2 separate regions of the Mus musculus genome follow, and region 2 is linked to region 1. A link is a loop called in an ENCODE intact Hi-C map of the cell type or tissue named here. Cell type or tissue: heart. All regions are shown on one strand. Links, peaks and the distances in the headings refer to the core of each region. The heading gives the core; the rest is flanking DNA.

Region 1 (9,830 bases), core at 2,524-7,523:
CAAGGCACAGTTAAGGCGTTCTCCTAACTGCCCCCCCCCCCCCAATTCTGGGTCCAGATTGTGTTCTCCCTGCATCCAAGCCTTCTTACGGCTTGCAGTAAATAAAAACTTCCCAGTGTGGTTCTGTTTTGTTTTTAGCTAGGGTATATAGCCCAGGCTGACTCCATCGTCCTCCCTAAATAGCTAAGATTACAGGCGTGAGTCACCACACCAGGCTTCCCGTAACTCTTGCTTTCCCCTCAGGCTTTCCTTGGTCAGCTTTCCTCCAAAAGGTCTTTTCTAGCCCGACCTAGGGCTGCTCCTCTTATTCACAGGCTTTCAAGTTCCCACCCCCAACCCCACCCCGCCTCTCCCAGTCTTAGATCCAGGTTTCCTCTGGTGGAACATTCCAGACCTTAGTGTTAACGCCCGAAGCACAAACTGCGAGGGGAAGGCCCCGAGTGGCGGACCACTAGGACTGGCTGAGGATTCAGCAGCTACACAGTCGCGGTGGGGCATGCGAGATGCCCAGGCTGCCGCAGCGCACACTATGAGCCCACGCGTGACCGTCAGCCTGCATGAGTCAGCTTCCCCACCCGACCCAGCTAGTGCGTTCGTTGCCTTGGTTACGGGACTAGCTCCAAGGGTGTGGGGGCGGGGCCGGAGGCGGGGCCTATGGGCGACCAGTAATCCAAGTTTCTCAACCTCAGCCCAGTTGCCATTTCATCCTTATTGGTGAGTTTGGAAAATAGGCTTCCTTTTCAGATTTGATCGTTTCTGGTTTGCGTTACACATTATATAATACTACTTGTTTTTAATTGTTAATATGTATAAGCATATAAACGCAACCTGCTGAGTTAATTCAGTGTTGCTCCAATGAATATGGTTTTAGGACTGAGCACTGTGGTGTTGGAAAGTCCAAGTAAGAGGGCTCCTCCCTGAGGAACATTGATTCTCTCTCAGCAGCCATTAACTGCCTGCAGCTCTTCATCTAGGGGCGGGGCCTTGTATGATTTTCCGCCTCCTCCTTGGCGTCACCTGGTGGTGTCACTGCTCAGGCCTTGTTTAGGCAACCATATTGCTGCAATGTCGCCGGTGCAGCTTCTCTGTCCTATAAAGAAGTCTCTCAGCAGGTGTTCTAGTCTCCCCTCCACACCACCCCATTTTTACTAGCGCTTTAGTTCTGGCGAGGCTGAAGCTAACTGAATCTAAACCTTCCGTATAAGTCTGTAAAAACTGGAATAGTCTATTCTGAGAATAAAAGGTTGAGTTTTATAACAGACATATTGCACACGAACTCAACAGGGGTCTGGTTAAATAGGGCAGTGTGGCCAGCTTGTCAGATGGAAACTGAACTGGGGTTCCAGTGAGCCCAGTGCGGACTTTCTCTGTGTGGCTTAGATCTGTTTTGTTTTTTTTTTCAGTTAGGATGCATCACACTAAGGTACCTTGTCTCTTTACAACAGGACCCAATCAAAGGCAGCCCAACCATCTGGAATCTGGAAGAAGCTGGGTCTAGCACTCGGAAGGCAGAGGAAGGCGGATATATGAGTTCGAGGCCAGCCTGGTCTACAGAGCAAGTTTCAGGACAGCCAGGGCTAACACAGAGAAACCCTATCTTGAAAAACAACCAAAAGGGGAAAAAAATCAATCTGGAAGAAAAGCTGGCTTATTAGGGCTAATAGTGTGGGATTTAAATATATACAACCATGGCTTGCTCAGCCTGCTTTCTTATAGAATCCAGGACCACCTTGCCCAGGGATGGCACCACCACAATGGGCTCCCCCGTGCCCCACCCCCAACCTCACATCAATAACTAATTAAGAAAATGCCTAAGCCAGGAGTGGTGACGCAGGCCTTTAATCCCAGCACTCAGGAGGCAGAGGCAGGTGGATTTCTGAGTTTGAGGTCAGCCTGGTCTACAGAGTGAGTTCCAGGACAGCCAGGGCTATACAGAGAAACCCTGTCTCAAGAAAATGCCACCACTAGATCTGGCTATAAGGCATTTTCTTTCTTTCTTTCTTTCTTTCTTTCTTTCTTTCTTTGTTTTTGTTTTTGTTTTTGTTTTTGTTTTTGTTTGAGACAGGGTTTCTCTGTATAATCCTGGCTGTCCTGGAACTCACTCTGTAGACCAGGCTGGCCTCGAACTCAGAAATCCACCTGCCTCTGCCTCCTGAGTGCTGGGATTAAAGGCGTGCAGCACCATGTCCAACTGGCATTTTCTCAATTAAGGTTCGTTCCTTTCAGATAACTCTAGGTTCTGGGTCAAGCTGACACAAGGCTACACAGCACAGTTTGTATGCCACATTCAGTTCAGAAGACACCCAACCTCCCTGGAACTGGAACTTATGCACATTTGTGAGCTTCCACTTGGGAGTGGGAACCTGAACTGGGTCCTCTGCAAGAGCAGCCGTGCTCTTAACTGCTGAGCCATTTCAGCAGCCTCACATCAGAATTAAGTTAAAATTAGCCGGGTATGAATCATACCCTTAGAATCCTAGCATCTGAAAGCAGAGCTAAGAGAAACAGGGATTCAAGACCAGCTCTTGGCTACAGAGCCCGTCCTGTCCTAGGATGGGCTACAAGAGACTATTTCAAAGCCATCCAAACAACAATAACTACAACAACAACAAGGTTAAAATTAGGCTGGGCACAGGGTACACACCTTTAATGCCAACACTCAGGAGGCAGAGGCAGGCTGATCAGTGTGAGTTTGAGTTCAACGTGGTCTACATAGGGAGTTCTAGGCCAGCAGAGGTTACAGTCTCTCTCTCTCTCTCTCTCTCTCTCTCTCTCTCACACACACACACACACACACACACACACACACACACACACACGGTGGCATTATGGGATTTTTTTGGGATAAGGTTTCTCTGTCTAGCCCTGGCATAGATTCACTCTGTAGACTAGGCTAGCCTTGAACTCAGAGATCCGCCTGCCTCTGCCTCCCAAGTGCTGGGATTATAGGTGTTGCACCACCACTGCCCAGCCACTTTGGGATTTTTGAACTGTTATCAAGAGGCTTTCGAGGAGGTCAAACTTCAACAGCAACCTCTCCATGATAATGTAGCTAATGATCAAACGACACTCAAAACTAACCCTTAAAGCACACATCCACCAGACAGCGTGCCCACTCGTAGTTCCATTACTCAGGAGGCTGAAGCAGGAGGATGAAGGACTAAGGCTTCAGCAACCTAGGGAGCCGCAGGGGACAGTAGTCTCAATCCCTACATTCTCCTGAACACAGGAGCAGGAGTTCAGGAAGGGTGTCAAGGCCGCTTACTGATCTTAGGGCCTCAGGAATGACTAGCTCAGGCAGAGAGAGCAAAGGTCTCCAGTGGAGAAGTCTACACACACACACACACACACACACACACACACACACACACAGAATCCAAGGCGATGACGTCATCAAAGGGTTAATTCTAGTCTGGGATGGGGGGGAGGGTGGGGCACGCAGCTGTCAGGTGGCTTTGGAAAAATAAACTGCTGAAGAGTCTGACGCCAGGGAGTCCTGGGAGGGACAAGAGGTTACCCACTCAAAGAGTGTGCTCCACAAAGCATGCGCGCTTGTCCACGTCTGGAGTCGTCACTTATTTTTTGCCTGGATTCTTTGTAGCCGGTGGGTTCTCAAGGCGGTAAGTGGTGTGGCCGCCGTGGTCTGGGAGGTGACGATAGGGTTAATCGTCCACAGAGCCCAGGGGCGGAGCGCGGGCGGGCGTCCGCAGCCCCGCTGGAGCCGGAAGCAGTGGCTGGTCAGGGGCGCTTCTAGCCTTCCCTATCTGTACTTCCACAGAGGTCTCTGCGAGCTAGGGGGACAGTGAGGTGCGGGGTAGGGGCCCGGCGTTAGAGCCAGCAAGGGGACGGTTCACGGTAAGGTCTGAGGGAGAGAGAGCTCCTGAGAAACTTGGGGGGCGCGACACAGATAGGGTGAAAGCAGAGTGATAGACCTGGGATGGTTAGGGGACCAAGGGAAGACCAGGCTGGTTGGCATACACCGGTGAACGGATGGGAGTCCTAGGGAAAGATGATGCGCCTAACAGTCCTTTCTGTCTCCACACCACTCCAGGGGACGATCCGGAGCTCAACTTTCAAAAGCGAGACGCCCCAGCAAGCCTGTTTTGAGAAGTTCTTCAGCGGCTCTCCTCATGGGCCAGACGGCCCTGGCAAGGGGCAGCAGCAGCACCCCTACCTCGCAGGCTCTGTACTCGGACTTCTCTCCTCCCGAGGGCTTGGAGGAGCTCCTGTCTGCTCCCCCTCCTGACCTGGTTGCCCAACGGCACCACGGCTGGAACCCCAAGGATTGCTCCGAGAACATCGATGTCAAGGAAGGGGGTCTGTGCTTTGAGCGGCGCCCTGTGGCCCAGAGCACTGATGGAGTCCGGGGGAAACGGGGCTATTCGAGAGGTCTGCACGCCTGGGAGATCAGCTGGCCCCTGGAGCAAAGGGGCACACACGCCGTGGTGGGCGTGGCCACCGCCCTCGCCCCGCTGCAGGCTGACCACTATGCGGCGCTTTTGGGCAGCAACAGCGAGTCCTGGGGCTGGGATATTGGGCGGGGAAAATTGTATCATCAGAGTAAGGGCCTCGAGGCCCCCCAGTATCCAGCTGGACCTCAGGGTGAGCAGCTAGTGGTGCCAGAGAGACTGCTGGTGGTTCTGGACATGGAGGAGGGGACTCTTGGCTACTCTATTGGGGGCACGTACCTGGGACCAGCCTTCCGTGGACTGAAGGGGAGGACCCTCTATCCCTCTGTAAGTGCTGTTTGGGGCCAGTGCCAGGTCCGCATCCGCTACATGGGCGAAAGAAGAGGTGAGATACGGACTAGGTGTGGGGAGATCACTACTCTTGGCAATGGTTTGGGCTGGAAACTCATGGTTGGAGCACAGGAAGTAGGCTTCTTGTCACTTTGGCCTGTCACTTAGATGGCCTTGGATCTAGCTTCACTCCCAATCCCTATTGGATGTGATGCACAAATTCAGAGCCTTTGGGTCTCCCTCAGCTGAGGTGGCGGTGGAAATGGAGGAAGAAGGAAGGGTGCCTGAGCAGGATCTCAAGTTCAAGGATGCCTGGAGTTGCTTACTTACCTTGTCTTCCTTCTCTCTCCGCAGTGGAGGAACCACAATCCCTTCTGCACCTGAGCCGCCTGTGTGTGCGCCATGCTCTGGGGGACACCCGGCTGGGTCAAATATCCACTCTGCCTTTGCCCCCTGCCATGAAGCGCTATCTGCTCTACAAATGACCCAGTAGTACAGGGTGTGCTGGCACCCTACCGTGGGGACAGGTGGAGAGGCACCCGCTGGCCTAGACAACTTTAAAAAGCTGGTGAAGCTGGGGGGGGGGGGCTGGACCCCTTCACCTCCCCTTCTCACAGGAGCAAGACATATAGAAATGATATTAAACACCATGGCAGCCTGGGACAAAGAGGTTTTTGAAGTAAAAAATGAGATGTATTGTCACAACCTGTTTCATTATTGTTTTTTGTTTTGTTTTACACTCCCCCACCCCAGGCTAGAGCCCCATCACTGTCTTAAGGAATTATGACAACCCACAAAGCTCAGGCCCAGGTGTTTATTTCCCTTACATGTAGGATGGTTCACAAACACAATACAGGGGCTTTGGCACCGTGGGGGAGGGGACTATCCCAGGCCTCTTAGGGTCTCATGTATACCGAATTCAGACCCGAAAGCTCTGAATTTCTGCATCAGACATCCAGTAGAACTTGGGAGTGAAGCTAGAGCCAAGGCCATCTAAGTGACAGGCCAAAGTGACACGAAGCCCACTTCCTGTGCTCCAACCATGAGTTTCCAGCCCAAACCAATGGAAGGTGATTTCACTTGTCAGGGCCCAAAGGGACAGTCAGTTCTACTCCCTCCCCTCACTAGGAGCCACCTTGGTGACAGTTGATTCTACCCACTGTAAGTGGTAAAGGGATTGGCCTGGTCCCAACCATAATAGGGCGGTGGAAACGGCTCAGGAGGGTACAGCGTGGATTAGGCCACAAGATGGGGCAGATGATGTCATCAGAAGCATGTGACCGGTGGGAGCAGTTACTAAACTTCTGGGCAACCTAGTCCATGCTATGCAGGCAGGTAGAGGGATGGGCAGTGCTCATTGTTTGGCATTGATGATGTCCACAAATTCAGGCTTGAGAGATGCGCCACCCACAAGGAAGCCGTCCACGTCAGGCTGGCTTGCCAGCTCTTTGCAGGTTGCTCCAGTCACAGAACCTGTACCAGGAACAAGAAGACAGTTTGGTCAGGTCTATGATCAGAACACTTAAGCCCCACCTCTCTGTGCAAGGCAGCCTCAGTCTGTCTTAGCCCATTTCCGTCTTAGCTAGAGCCAAAGCCACTCACCTCCATAAATGATCCGGGTGCTCTGAGCCACCCCATCATTGACATTGGATTTCAGCCATCCCCGGAGCTTCTCGTGTACTTCCTGTGCCTAGAAGGAGGAGGCAGAGCTACTAAGTAAGCTCCTTCCTATCTATCATTCAAGGAGTAAAAACCACTGGTTCTCACATAGAGTTGAGTTTCCAGAAAAGCCCCGGGACCAGAGAGTGGCAAGGCTCCAATCCCACCAGGCTTGGAATGAACATTTTTGGCAAAGTCACTCTCCTTGGTGAGTTTGGGGGCCCTCTGTCTCTAAAGGGGCTTGGATGGGCTCCATAGCTGTGTGAGTCTGTTAAAGCCGGACAGGCTGAGGAGCTCTGGGTAGTTACCTGCTGAGGGGTTGCCGTCTTGCCAGTCCCAATGGCCCACACAGGTTCATAGGCCAGGACCACCTTGCTCCAGTCTTTCACATTATCTGTGGGGCAGAGAGGAGAGTGAGTAGGAAGGAGCTGACCCGCCAAGCTCTCCTGTTATAACAGTTATGGCCTACAGCCCCTGGTGGGCTTCTCCTTCCCCCTTTTAGAAACAACTTGTGCGTGCGTGTGTGCGCGTGCGTGTGTACAAGCTATAGCACACATATGAGGGCAGAGGACAACTTGTAGAAGCTGGATCTTTCCTACCACGTGGCTGTCTTTGGAGGACTCAAACTCAGGGCCTCAGGCTTTACCCACAGACCCTGCTAGCTTTTGAAGGTGGGGTTTGAGCCTTCTGTAGGAACAGTGACAAGAACCATTCAGGTCGCCCTCTTTCCCCGGGGTCAGTATGACTCAGGCAGGCTGTGGGACCTTTGACCTCCCGCCTCCATCCCTGTGGCCTTTGCTAGACTCAGAGAGCCGTGTCTGCAGAGATACCTGCGATGACCTTGGTTTGCTCGAACACGACCTTCTCGGTGATGCCGGCTTCCCTTTCGTCTAGCTTCTCCCCGATGCAGGCGATCACCCCGAGTCCCTCTGCTAGGGCGTGGCTCACTTTCTGGCCAATCAGCTGTTGAAGAACAAATGCTAGGTAGGTAAGATACCCTCTCCCCCAGGATCAAAGCATCCCCTATCTCCCCTCCTGTTTACTGACCTCATCTGATTCTCCAAAGACATGTCTTCTTTCTGAGTGCCCCAGCACGACCCAGGTGGCTCCTAAGTCTTTGATCATGCCAGGGCTAAAACAAACACACACCAAAGTTCGGCAAGAAGCCCTCACGAGGAAGGTTTTCCCTCTACATCCCTCTCTGCCTCCATCTCACCTGATTTCCCCAGTGAAGGCCCCATTGGTCACTTTGTAGCAGTTCTGTGCGGCCACAGCAATTTTGGGATCCAGCTTCTGTCTGGCAAAGTCGATGTAAGCGGTGGGCGGTGCACAAACCACCTCTGAGGACGAGATCAGAGAAAGCCCCTCACTCTTCAGGCTCCCGGTCTTGCATTCACTTTCTTGGTTCTACTTTCCTTCGTTTTTCAGTCCAGAAAGTTGACCTTTGTCCACTACAGAGCCCAGGCTAGGCCTGTAGCAATACCAGAGCCTTCCCAATGCCTCTGATAGGCCACGGCCCTTACCCTGCCCTCTGCTCTTTTAACAGCTGTGGCTCTAATTTCCTCAGGCTATTCTGGGAATGGGCATCTCCTCGACTCAGCATTCTCCAGGGGTAACCCCTTTCTAAAATAGCCCATCCCACATACCCATCCCGGGAAGGATTTTTTAGCATAAGAGGTCCACCGCGGGAGTTTGTATTGGGCTCTTCGGGAAATGGATGATCAGAGAGAATACCCTTTGGCCATTCTCCAGGTTCCCCGATTTAGGTGGGTAGAAGCGGGAAGGATGGAGGGGTAGTGTCGTGAGCAGCAGGGAACTGACTAGCCCACAGAGACCTTGTGTTTTCCTATTTCCAGTCTGAGAAGAGCTGAATTTTTTTTTTTTTTAATTCCCCAACGGCTCAGCATGTTTGGCATCTGCTAGGGGCCTAAGGTGGAAGGCAGGAGTGGCCCATGCTGTGAAGGATAGGGATGTGGAAGCCCCCAGCTCAGAGGCCTAAGCATACGACGGCGCGGGGAGGAGTTTCGGGCTACGTGCAGAGACGCACGGAGCCAGAGGCCGAGGGGGCAGGTAGCTGAGAGCCCGCGCAAGCTCAGCTTCCTCCCTCACAATCTGGGGGACACGTGCCACTTGCTTATCCAACCCGACACTGGTTCTTCTTCTCGACCCTAACCCCTAACTGGTGCAGCTCCGGTCCACTCCCAAGGGCGATCTTCTTTGCACCCTGCCCCCAACCCCAAGAACCCCTTTCGGGCCCCACAAACCCAGTGCAGCATTTAAATGCTTTTCCTCTTCAGCAAGTCTCTGCTGCCGGGACACCAAATGGCTCTTGTCCCCAGGCCACCATCCAGGTCCACTCAGACACTGAGCAGGTGGTGCCACGCCCGACCCTCCACCCCCACGTCCCGCCGCCCCTGCTAAACAGAGAGCTCACCGGTGCCTGCCGGCACGTTGGCTGCGTTCAGGGTGCAGATGAGTTCTCCCAGGCACTTCTTCCTCCCGTTCATCTTCCAGTTGCCCCCAACGAAGAACTTCCTGGTAGGCGCCATTGTACCAGGCTCAAGTCTCTGAAGGTCAGTACAAACGCACGGCTCTCTCCACTGGCCACTTATATAGATGGCTGTGAAGCAGAACTCCTCCTTCTCCCCGCCCTCCGCCATGGTTAGCCCGGCCCCTTGCTGCTCCGCCTTCCCCTCCATCTGCCTCTCCACCTCCCGGTGTTTCGACGTTCTGGCGTTCTAGAGCAATCAATGTTCTAGAGGGTTCAGGGGGCTCAAACGTCCTGCCTCAGTGGCTCGACAGTTGAGATGTTGAACCTCGCGCTCAGGGAAACAAACTTTTTGGGATTTCAGAAGACCAAGGGGCATTTCCTGTGGAGGTGACAGCAGCAGGGCCTTGGACCCTGGGGTTGAGGGCACCTTTCCAACTCCGAAAGCGCCCCATTCCCTCATAGCATAAAGCAAAGTCACGGTTGAGGAGCCCTTCCAGTAATCACAAGGAAGGGGGCCAAGTGTGTCACCAACGTCGCTGGTGATTACGGGGTCCTTGCAGTTGTCAGACCTTGGCCAAATGGAGCAGAGTGGGACACTAGTGTGTGGGGGGCAGGGAGGGAGGCAGGCTGGCTGCAGCCGTGTAAAGGAGTCAGCTGATATCAGTCAGTGTGGACTGCCCACCCTGCCCTAGGTCCTTCATTTGCCCAGCAACAGTGGGGCTAGACCAAGTGCATGGTCAGTTGGGGGGGGGGGGGTGATGCAGCCTCGCTTCTGAATTTTCCCTTTATTTCCCATCCCCCCACCTCAGTTTTCTGAGCATTTCTAGAGCTAGAGAAAAGGAAATTGCCTGGGGGGGGGGGACGGCAAAGGACCCCAGTTGGGCCTCTCTAAACCTTCCCCTTCCAGTAATCCTCCCCAGAACTAGTAAGTCTCCCCCAAA
Region 2 (9,830 bases), core at 1-5,000, 110 kb before region 1:
GCACGCCCTCATGTCTGCCCTCCCCTCCCCTTCTCTCTTTGCTCAGGGCTGTGTATTGACTACTACGATGGAGGCAAAGACGGGGTAAGTGTCCACGCTGTCAGAGGATAGGGACTAACCAGCGGGAAGGGGAAGGGCTGCTCTTACCAAGACCGATCCCCACCAGGGCAGAGCCTCTGCCTCATTCCCTAGCCTATGAGCTGTCTTCCAGCTGGGCAGGGCCGAGCCAGGGTAACTTGTCCAGGCTCCAGCTCTTGCACAAAGTCCAGAGATGAGTGCCAGCAAGGCATTTGTCACCACAGCCACAGGCAGCTGTTGGCTAAGCTACCCCACACATTTTCCCATGAAGCAACCTTCTACCTCCCATCCCACACTAAAGAGCTCCAGGCAGTGGGGCACAGATTGGAATGCTCAGAGGGAATGCCTCTGGGGTAAAATTCAAGGCTATCCTGAGCCGTACATTCTATTCTTGGCATAGAATTCCTTGACCTCTGAGCAACAGAAATATGCCATACGGGGTGTCCCTTCATTGCTGGAAGTTGCTGGCTTCTCCTACTTCTATGGAGCCTTCTTGGTAGGGCCCCAATTTTCAATGAACCACTACATGAAGCTGGTGCGGGGACAGCTGACTGACATACCAGGGAAGATGCCAAACAGGTAATCACACCGCCCTCCCTCCCCCCGCGCCCCCCCTTGTCAAGACCTCCATGTAGGGATTCTACCTAGTACAATCACTCTAAAGTGACTCTCCTAAAGGTCAGCCCTAGCACAGTGGCCCGATTGTCACAGTGTCACATGGACAATGTCTGCCCCAGCCGTTCAAGCTGACCCTAAAGCACACATGTTTTGCCCACAAGTTATGCTCCTCCCTTCAAAGCTTCCTCATAGAGGGAGACCCTGTTCAATATACAAAAATGTACACAGAAATATATACTTAAGAGATAATGCAAACGCCGCTGGAATGCCTTCACTGGGAACCTGTCCTCCTGTGTGCCAGCGCGAATTGAGATTGCTGGTTGTTCTGCACATGGTTGTTAGCCTTACCACTGACAAGTTCTGGGCTCAGTAGCTCTGAGGGTTAAAGCCTCCTGCACACTGCTCCCTCCTGCCCTCTCCTGTAACTGGGGTTTTCGAATAGCCAAGCAGAGAAAGCTGTCTCTCTGGGAAACAGCCCGCAGCCGTCGCCACACCCTGACATGCTCCTTTCCGTGACTACAGGTCAGAGGGTGAAGGGCGATGCTCTGCTGTCTGTGACCCCACTTGTTCCTTTCCAGCACCATACCTGCTCTCAAGCGCCTGAGTCTGGGCCTTGTCTACCTGGTGGGCTACACCCTGCTGAGCCCCCACATCACAGACGACTATCTCCTCACAGAAGACTATGATGTGAGTGTCTGTCAGCACAGGAATGTGACTACTGCCTCACACAAAGGGATAAGCAGAGAGCCCTGTAGATGGCAGACAAGCGCCATCTCAGATGTGTGTGGGGTTTTGCTAGTCTGTGAGAGTTGGTGCCACCCAGGCTAAAACCTGCATGGACAAACCTTGGGCATGGGGGGGGGGGAGCTCCAGGTGTACTTTTGCACGCCTTGCCCTCCCTCTCCCCCCCCCCCCCAAATAAGCTCAAGAAGCTCTCCCTTAGTGTTGTGACTTGGAGTGCTGCATCAGGTGGCTTTTTTCTTAAATTGACAGACTTAGGGGCTTGTCCAGAGGTGGTGCTTCGAGAGGAAAGCTGGCTTTTGCCACTTCCCCTGAAAAGCTCACAGGAGCTCCCCGTCATTCTGGGTAGATTTCTCTGCATTCCAGACTGTGCGGCTGGCTCTGCAAGGCCCCTCTGCTGACAACAAACGCCTAGGCCGTGCAGAGGAGGTGGATGCATATTGGCACCTCTTGGCTGGTTACAGGCAGGTGGGGGCTAGGCTGCCGTGGCACACGTGACATCAGAACTGATAGGAGTGGAGGAGCCATCCGCCAGTTTGAAGATATCTAGGGGACTGTGCCATGCCCGTACCTTCCCTAATGTTCCTGTGTTCTCTTCTTCAAGAACCGCCCTTTCTGGTTCCGCTGCATGTACATGCTGATCTGGGGCAAATTTGTGCTGTACAAATACGTCACCTGCTGGCTGGTCACAGTAAGTAGTATGTCACATTTAGACAAGCTGAGAAAAGGGGAGGCTTGGAGGCGGCGAGTGGCGAGAGCCCTAACCATCCTTCCCTTCAGGAAGGAGTGTGCATTCTGTCGGGCCTGGGCTTTAATGGCTTCGATGAAAATGGGACCGTGAGATGGGATGCCTGTGCCAACATGAAAGTGTGGCTCTTTGAAACCACCCCTCGCTTCAATGGCACCATCGCCTCTTTCAACATCAATACCAATGCCTGGGTAGCCCGGTAAGTATTGAGGCCTGAGCCCAGGCTCCTCCCACACTACACTGAGGGTAGGGGTGTTGTCACTTCTGTCCATGTCCTACTTAACACTCTAAGCTTTTGTTCTAAGGCCACCACCCCCCAAAAAATCAACCAACTCTGTGGAAGTAGCTCATCCTGTCCTTCCTTGCGTGCTGTTTATAGTGTCCCATCACTGGGTCTAAGCAGCCTGAGAACCATAGCAGCGTTGGTGCCAGACCCTCAGGACTCAGCTGTACCTGCTGAAGCAAGCGGCCAGTCCTCATGTACCCACCTAAGCCCATAGTCTGTGTTGTGTCTGATGTACCCTCAGTGGCCACAAGTGGGAGCCAGTCAGCACTCTACTCCTCAGGGCAGACCCAGATGCAGGAGTCAAGTCTGAGCTTCATCCTTACCCCACCCTCTTCTCTAGTTACATCTTCAAACGCCTCAAGTTCCTTGGAAATAAAGAGCTCTCACAAGGTCTCTCCTTGCTGTTCTTGGCCCTCTGGCATGGCCTACACTCAGGATACCTGATTTGCTTCCAGATGGAATTCCTCATTGTTATCGTGGAAAAGCAGGTAGGACTCGAGGGTGGGAGGAAAACGGATAGGGAGGAAGACGGGGACCGTGACCTCTCTCTTTCCACCCCAGGTCAGCAGTCTAATTCGGGACAGCCCTGCCCTGAGCAGCCTGGCCTCCATCACTGCCCTACAGCCCTTCTACTACTTGGTGCAACAGACCATCCACTGGCTGTTCATGGGTTACTCTATGACTGCCTTCTGCCTCTTCACATGGGACAAATGGCTTAAGGTAGTGAAGACCTGTAAGGCTGAGGGGGGTGGGGGTGTCACTAAAACCTCAAGTAGCAAGGGACAACCCACACCTCACATCTATTTCAGTGGTTTCTGTCTCCCCGCAGGTGTACAGATCCATCTATTTCCTTGGACATGTCTTCTTCTTGAGCCTACTATTCATATTGCCTTATATCCACAAAGCAATGGTGCCAAGAAAAGAAAAGTTAAAAAAGAGGGAATGATCTCTGTCTTTCCCTGGTAAGTAAAGTCTGCAGGCTACAGGCAGGCTAGAACCAGACTAGAAATGCCACTGGAAACTGAGGTGGACTTCAGTGCAGCTTGTCCCCAAGGGGGACACTGTAGGTTCTGCCTTGCTAGAAGGGCCTGGGGTCACTCTGGCAGCCTTCTGAGCACACGCCTTGCCCTGCAGGTGGCCGAGAGCTGGACTGGTGCAGAAACTACTTGTCTCCCTTCTCACAGCACTCCTCACCCCAGCAGAGACGCCAGGAGCTGGAAGTCACAGCACTCCCAGCTGTGCCTCTGCGACAGCCAAAGGGGAAGCTCTTGTGGGAGGAGCAGAGGGGCTGCACCCCCTTTGGACTCCCCCATGCACGTTGCCTTATCTCTCCCCTCTAGCCAGGAATCTGTTGTTTCTCTTCTGCCAATCTACTACGATTGTATATGTGCCGATACCGCCACCCCCCCCATGGGGGGAGGGAAGGGTACAAGGCCCTGCCTGCTCCACTTTTTCTATCTTGGAACTATACCAGATAAAATCACTTCTGTTTGTTCAGTTTTTCACTGCTAGCATCCCAGACTGCTTTCTTTCATACATAATTCTCCATGCTTGCTAAAGGTCATCATGGTCTCTCATTGAGAGCCACAGAAATCTAGGAAATCAGGAACGCCTACTGTCAAAATCTGGAACACCAGAATCTAAGGGGAACAGTTTACACTACCATGTACTGCTAAGTTTAAGAACCCTCAAAACAATCAGGTCTGAAAAAGAAAAAAAACGAAATAAAACTCTTTATAGGAAAAACAAAAAACAACTATACAGTGTTGTCTCCCCACTCTGCAGTCTTGGTACAGAAGATTATCTTCCAGCAGATCTTAGGAGCCAAAAGACAAACTGCCAAGAGTCCTTCCTGTCTGAGAACCAGGCCCTGCTGGGCTCAAATGACACCCCATACTTCTTCAAAAGCTGTGGTGACTTTAGCACAGGTAAGCGCAGCAGAGAGTGGATAGTTGCTGATGGACACCATCTTTTCTGTGTACTCCACACTGACCTGAGGAGAGACAGAGCTGGTCAGGTTCAGGGTAGAAAAGCATAGGGGCGCTATGTCTCAACAGCAGTGTGGTTCCTATCAAACTTTACAGAGCTGGCCATCTTAGCTCTCTGTGTGAGAAACAGGTGAGCCCTCAAAGTGAAGGCTGGGCCAGGACTGCAGCTACCGCCTGTCTTACCCCATTTGTAAGAACGGGGATTCTTAAAATGCCAACTGCTCCTGGAACCCTGCACTGAGCTTCAGCTCCAGGAAGAACCTAAGTACACAGCCCAGACTGTACCTTGCCATGGGCAAAGGCCCCCACCACAAACACAACTGGGTCACTACTGGGCACCAACTCTCGAATGTCACTGATGTCTTCAACAGAAAAGGAAGTGCCAATTTTCATACAGCCAACTGGGAAGTGGTCGGACACTGGATTCTTAATTACCTAAAGACAAAAAGAAGAGTCAGCGCCAGAACTGGCCCAGAACCTTACCAAAAGGTTTCTCCGGCTTACCTTCAATAGCTTCTGAGGGCCGTCGGCTGCTCGGACGCTCAGTTTGTGTAAAAGCTGAACTGGGGGGGAAAGAGAGTTCAGACGTGGGAAGAGCCGACACTCTTCCGCCTAAGCTACACAGCCTGGGGAAACTGGGCTATGTGTCCTTTACGTCACACAACAGTTATGGATTTCACTAATACCGATGACAAGCTCAGACAGCTTTACCCTCAGAGAGACTTCAGAGAGCAGGGGGCTGAACTTCCCTGGACTCCGTCCTGCCAGTCACTCCCCACTGAAGGAATGGGTGTGTGATTCTCCTGTCTCCTCTCTTTACTTTGCCAGTTCAGTCAGAACTTTAGTCCTAAGGCTTCTCACCCATGAGGCCACAAAATCGGTCAAAGGTTCTAGGAATTCGAGTCTGGGGGTTCACTTCAATCAGCACGTTCTTCTGTGTGTGGATGTAAACCTGTAGCAAGCCAGCTCGGTTCAGGGGGCTGTCCATAAGCATCAGCAGGCTCTGAGAAAGGAAGAGGGAAAGGCGTGGTGAAGCCTGAGAAACAGCATTCGCTCAGAGGGTCATTAGCTCTGCCCACACAGATACCTGGTGGGTGATGTCTGGTCTGACTTCCCCTGGGTCCCGTCCATTCTTCAACAACATGGACTTGTGCCTGTCACAGTTGAGTAGCTCGTAAGTTTTCCCTACCTGCAGAACAGAACATGATGAGAGCAATGGGAATCCTATCACCTAGCCCACTCTAGACCTAAGCCAGAAAGACTAAGTAGGGCTAGAAAGCTTTTCAGAGGATTGCCATATGTCCACATTCACACACAGGATAACTATCTCACACAATAAAGGAGACAAGTCATGCCACATTAAGCTTTTAAGGCCTATGGCTATCACTCAAGGTCACCTAAGTTCTAGAATCAGACAAGAGTTCATGAACAAGACTAGTCTCAAAAGCAGCACGTATATGCTGAGGAACATGCCAGTCTAGGATACAGCAAGACCCTGCTGCCTCAATCAAAACCTGACAATAGCAAACCATTGAGAAAAAGCTGGTGGACTGCAGCTCAGCAGCAGAGGGCTTGGCAGGGCCTGACTTCAATCCCCAGCACTACGAAACGAGCATATGAAAAGTGGGAGTAACCCAGAATCTGCACAAGCAAAGAGCCAAAGATCTAGTGTCAGAAAAATGCAACACCATAAATAGCAAGTGAGGTCTGCTCGGGCCTGCACTCAGAAATAACTCATTTGCAACCTCAAATCTCAAGGGACATTAGAATGGTCAGTAAGACCAGGTCTCAACCTGACTAGAGAGAGAGAGCTCAGCAGACAAAGGTACTTGCCACCAACCCCAAAGATCTGAGTTCAATTCCCATGACTCACATGGCGAAAGGAAGGAAACCAACAAGCTGTCCTCTGACCTTCATACATGTCCAAGTATATACACACATATACCACACAAAAGAACCCTGGGACAAGGCCTTTGACGTGGGTCAGTAGGTAAAGGCACTAGTTCCCAAACCTGACCTGACATCAATCCCAGAATGCACATGGTAAGAGAAAAACCACCTCTACCACCTCAGGTTGTCAGTGACTGAACATACGTACGCTGGAAGGTTTTTGTAAATCTAAAAACATTGTTATATGCAAACACTATTTTTAGGATTTATTTTATATATGTGAGTGCACTTTGCTCTCTTTAGGCACACCAGAAGAGGGTATTTGATCCCATTACAGATGGTTGTGAGCCACCATATGGTTGCTGAGAATTGAACTCAGGAACTTTGGAAGAACAGCCAGTGCTCTGAACCACTGAGCCATCTCTCCAGCTCACAAACAAGGGGTTTTTAAAGTCTGTGTATCACTAGAACTTGTTTGTTTGTTTGTTTGTTTGTTTTTGAGACAGGGTTTCTGTGTAGCCCTGGCTGTTCTGGAACTCACTGCGTAGACCAGGCTGGCCTCGAACTCAGAAATCTGCCTGCCTCTACCTCCCAAGTGCTGGGATTAAAGCCGTGCGCCACCACCGCCCAGCTTCACTAGAACTTTTTATGTCTAGAGACAAAGTGACAATACACATTTCAAAATATTTGGGGATGTAATTTTTGGAATTAACCAAATAGTTCAAACAATGTCAGAGGCCTGAAAAATGTCAGTGGTTAAGAGATATTAATATTACTCTTACAGAGGACATGGATTTGATTTCCTACCATCCATGTCAGGTGGCCTGTAACTCCATCTCCAGGGAAACCTGAAAACTCAAGCATTCAAAGGCATGTGGTACACACACACACATGGATAATTACAAATAAATACTGTCTGTATTCATGTAATCTTATGTGCATGTGTGCCTGCATGTATGTCTGCACTCTATGTGCATAGTGCCAGAGGAGGCTAAAAGAGGACCCTGGGCCCCCTGGAACTGGAGTTACAGTTGTGAGCTACCGTGTGGGTATTAGGAATTGAACCTGTTCCTCTGGAAGAGCAGCCAGTGCTCTTAACTGCTAAGCCATCATTTCTCCAGCCCCACATAAATCTTTTTTTAAAAGAGTCAGAGTAGGAGCTGGAGACGGCTCCGTGGTTAGGAGCCTTACTGTGCTTGTTTTTCTTGCAGAGGCCCAGATGTAGGTCCCAGCACCCACTTGGTGGTTCACAACCACCCGAAACTCAGCTCCAGACAACAGGCCTGCACACACATACACATATGTAAAGATAAATTTTCAAGCCAATGTCAGAGTAAAGTACATGGTCAGAAACTAAGTCCTTTGGATACTCTTAAATGTAAAAGAGAATGAACGTGGAATGGTCCGATTTCAACCCATTATTAGGATAAAAGTGGAGGTTTTGTGCTTTTAATTTAAGATGTATCTAATTTTACACGGATGAGTATTTAGCCTGTACGATACATATGCATCATGTGCCTGCCCGGCGCCTGTGGAAGTCAAAGGTGGGCATCGGATCCTGTGGAACTGCAGTGGCACAGCTGTGAGCTGGCATGTGGAAAGAACCACAACAGAAACCATCCAAGTGCTGCACTGAGGGCAGCGGAGAGAATGGTTTGTGGAGCCTGAGTCTGTGCACTGATCGGAAACCACAAACTGGAATGACCAGAACGAAACCATTGCCAGCAGTTCTCAACAGTTCTTAGAAGTTACTAAAGAGACAGGAGAAAGTTCAAAATCTCATACTCTGTCTTCATAGAAAGAGTAAACAATCTTGAGTCTACAAACTCAAGAACAGAAATGGTTCCTAATAGATGAACAGGAAATACCCAAGTGGCATCACTCCGCTGTCACCTCTGTACTCCGACATCAGTCTGTGTGTGTGTGTGTGTGTGCGTACATCAGTCTGTGTGTGTGTATGTGTGCGTACATCAGTCTGTGTGTGTATGTGTGCGTACATCAGTCTGTGTGTGTGTATGTGTGCGAGCGTGTAGGTACAATGTGCTTACATGTGAAGGCCAGAGGTTGTTGTCTCGTCTTCCTCGATCACCTTCTATTTTCTGACCTAAGAGTTCCTCATTGAACCTGAGGTCACCAATTCAGCTACCTGGCAGGCCGCCAAGCTCTACAAACTCACCTGTCTCTTCAATGCTGGGATTACAAACTGAGCTGGGCCCCTCCCTTCTTTCCTTCCTCAAACTCAGAGATCTACCTCCCCACCTGTCTCTCAGTGCTGGGATTAAAAGCATGCCTAGCACAGCCTGGGCTTCCTACATAGGTGCTGGGGCTAGAACACAGGTCCTCATGTTTGTGGGAGCGCACGGTAAGCCCTCCACTAAGCCATCTTCTCAGTCCGTGACGTAGCAGTTCCTTGGGCTAACCTCTAATAACTGAAGCAGCACCAGGTTGTGGTGGTTCGAAGCTAGCCTGGTCTGCAAAGCAAGTTCCAGAATAGCTAGGGCTGTCTGGAGATTAAAAAAAAAAAAAAAAAAAAAAAAAAAAAGGAGTGGCACCACGAGTTGGATGTGGGAGCCCACACCTGTACTCCCAGTGTTTAGGAGCCCACCAAGTGTCAGGCCAGGATGAGGTACAGGGTGAGACCCCATCTCAGACAGAAAAATAAATCAGCAAGATACTCAATAATGAGCAGAACGTCCTCTCTCCTGTGTCTGCTTCAGGGAAACATTCCTTTTTGAGTCTGCCTTAGCCTTTCACACCTGTGTCCACTTTTAGGAAATGTTCCTTCACTGTTTGTCCCAGCAAAACACCACCCAACCAACTTTCCAAAGAACCCTTAGGTTTCCACTTGAGAAGGTGCCAGACATATGCATATATATGTGTGTACTCATATATTACACACATACATGTATAACTGTACACATACACATACATTCCTTTACATTTTATGGGCATAGGTGTCTTGCCTGAGTGACTAGTTGTGCATCACACAGGTGCAGAGCCTGTGGTGGCCAAGGGGTCATCAGACCCCCTGGAACTGAACTTCCAGACAGCTGGGAGCCATACTGTGGGTGGTGGGAACCAAAGTAGGTCCTCCACAAGAGCAAGTGCTCCTAATTGATGTCTCTCCAGCCCTGGGCTAGAAGTTTTAACATAACCTTTGACCTCTCAGGAAGTCAGCTGGAACAAGTGATACTAACTTATGTCAAGTAGCAGATATTCTCCTAAACACACACGGTAACCCCTTTACTCTGTCCAACATTACAGTTAGACTGATCTGCCGACTCGGGAACCTGTATACAGAAGGATCTAGTGTATACAGAAGGAATCTGGTGGACCTACTTTCTGAAATACAGATACTGGGGAGGTTTCCACATTTGCGAATTACTATTATCACAGGATTCCTAGTCTGATGATGTCAAAGTTAGAACTCAAAGAGTTAACAGGCACCTAGGTGTAATGGTGCAGGCCTTTAACCCCAGAA

What was found. Peaks named below come from ENCODE experiments on the same cell type or tissue, not always from the same donor. Only the 100,000 strongest peaks of a DNase experiment are listed, where the experiment ranks them.
Region 2: it touches region 1 in a loop (2.4-fold over the local background); 3 of 42 quality-filtered maps call a loop at or near these places.

What each region holds. Positions count from the first base shown.
Region 1 is chr6:124,805,176-124,815,005 of GRCm38, forward strand. Spsb2 (splA/ryanodine receptor domain and SOCS box containing 2) reads left to right here and starts at 3,743. Exons shown (of 3, transcript NM_013539.2): 1 at 3,743-3,855; 2 at 4,052-4,794; 3 at 5,094-5,441. The coding sequence starts at 4,131. The coding sequence ends at 5,224. Tpi1 (triosephosphate isomerase 1) reads right to left here and starts at 8,983. Exons shown (of 7, transcript NM_009415.3): 1 at 8,833-8,983; 2 at 7,615-7,738; 3 at 7,446-7,530; 4 at 7,229-7,361; 5 at 6,707-6,792; 6 at 6,342-6,429; 7 at 5,411-6,212. The coding sequence starts at 8,947. The coding sequence ends at 6,094. In heart, for the core only: a CTCF peak has its summit at 4,488; DNase peaks (open chromatin) are centred at 3,746, 4,476, 5,146, 5,606 and 4 weaker places; H3K4me3 peaks cover 3,536 bases; H3K27ac peaks cover 4,009 bases.
Region 2 is chr6:124,700,195-124,710,024 of GRCm38, forward strand. It overlaps Lpcat3 (lysophosphatidylcholine acyltransferase 3), which reads left to right. Exons shown (of 13, transcript NM_145130.2): 5 at 47-84; 6 at 479-657; 7 at 1,275-1,383; 8 at 2,042-2,128; 9 at 2,218-2,384; 10 at 2,812-2,959; 11 at 3,033-3,191; 12 at 3,301-3,433; 13 at 3,606-4,522. The coding sequence ends at 3,417. It overlaps Emg1 (EMG1 N1-specific pseudouridine methyltransferase), which reads right to left. Exons shown (of 6, transcript NM_013536.2): 2 at 5,547-5,648; 3 at 5,321-5,462; 4 at 4,964-5,022; 5 at 4,745-4,894; 6 at 4,176-4,464. The coding sequence ends at 4,351. Among named protein-coding and RNA genes, the nearest start is that of Emg1, 7.1 kb to the right of the region's middle. In heart, for the core only: CTCF peaks have their summits at 1,453 (motif pointing right) and 2,713 (motif pointing right); DNase peaks (open chromatin) are centred at 257 and 2,697.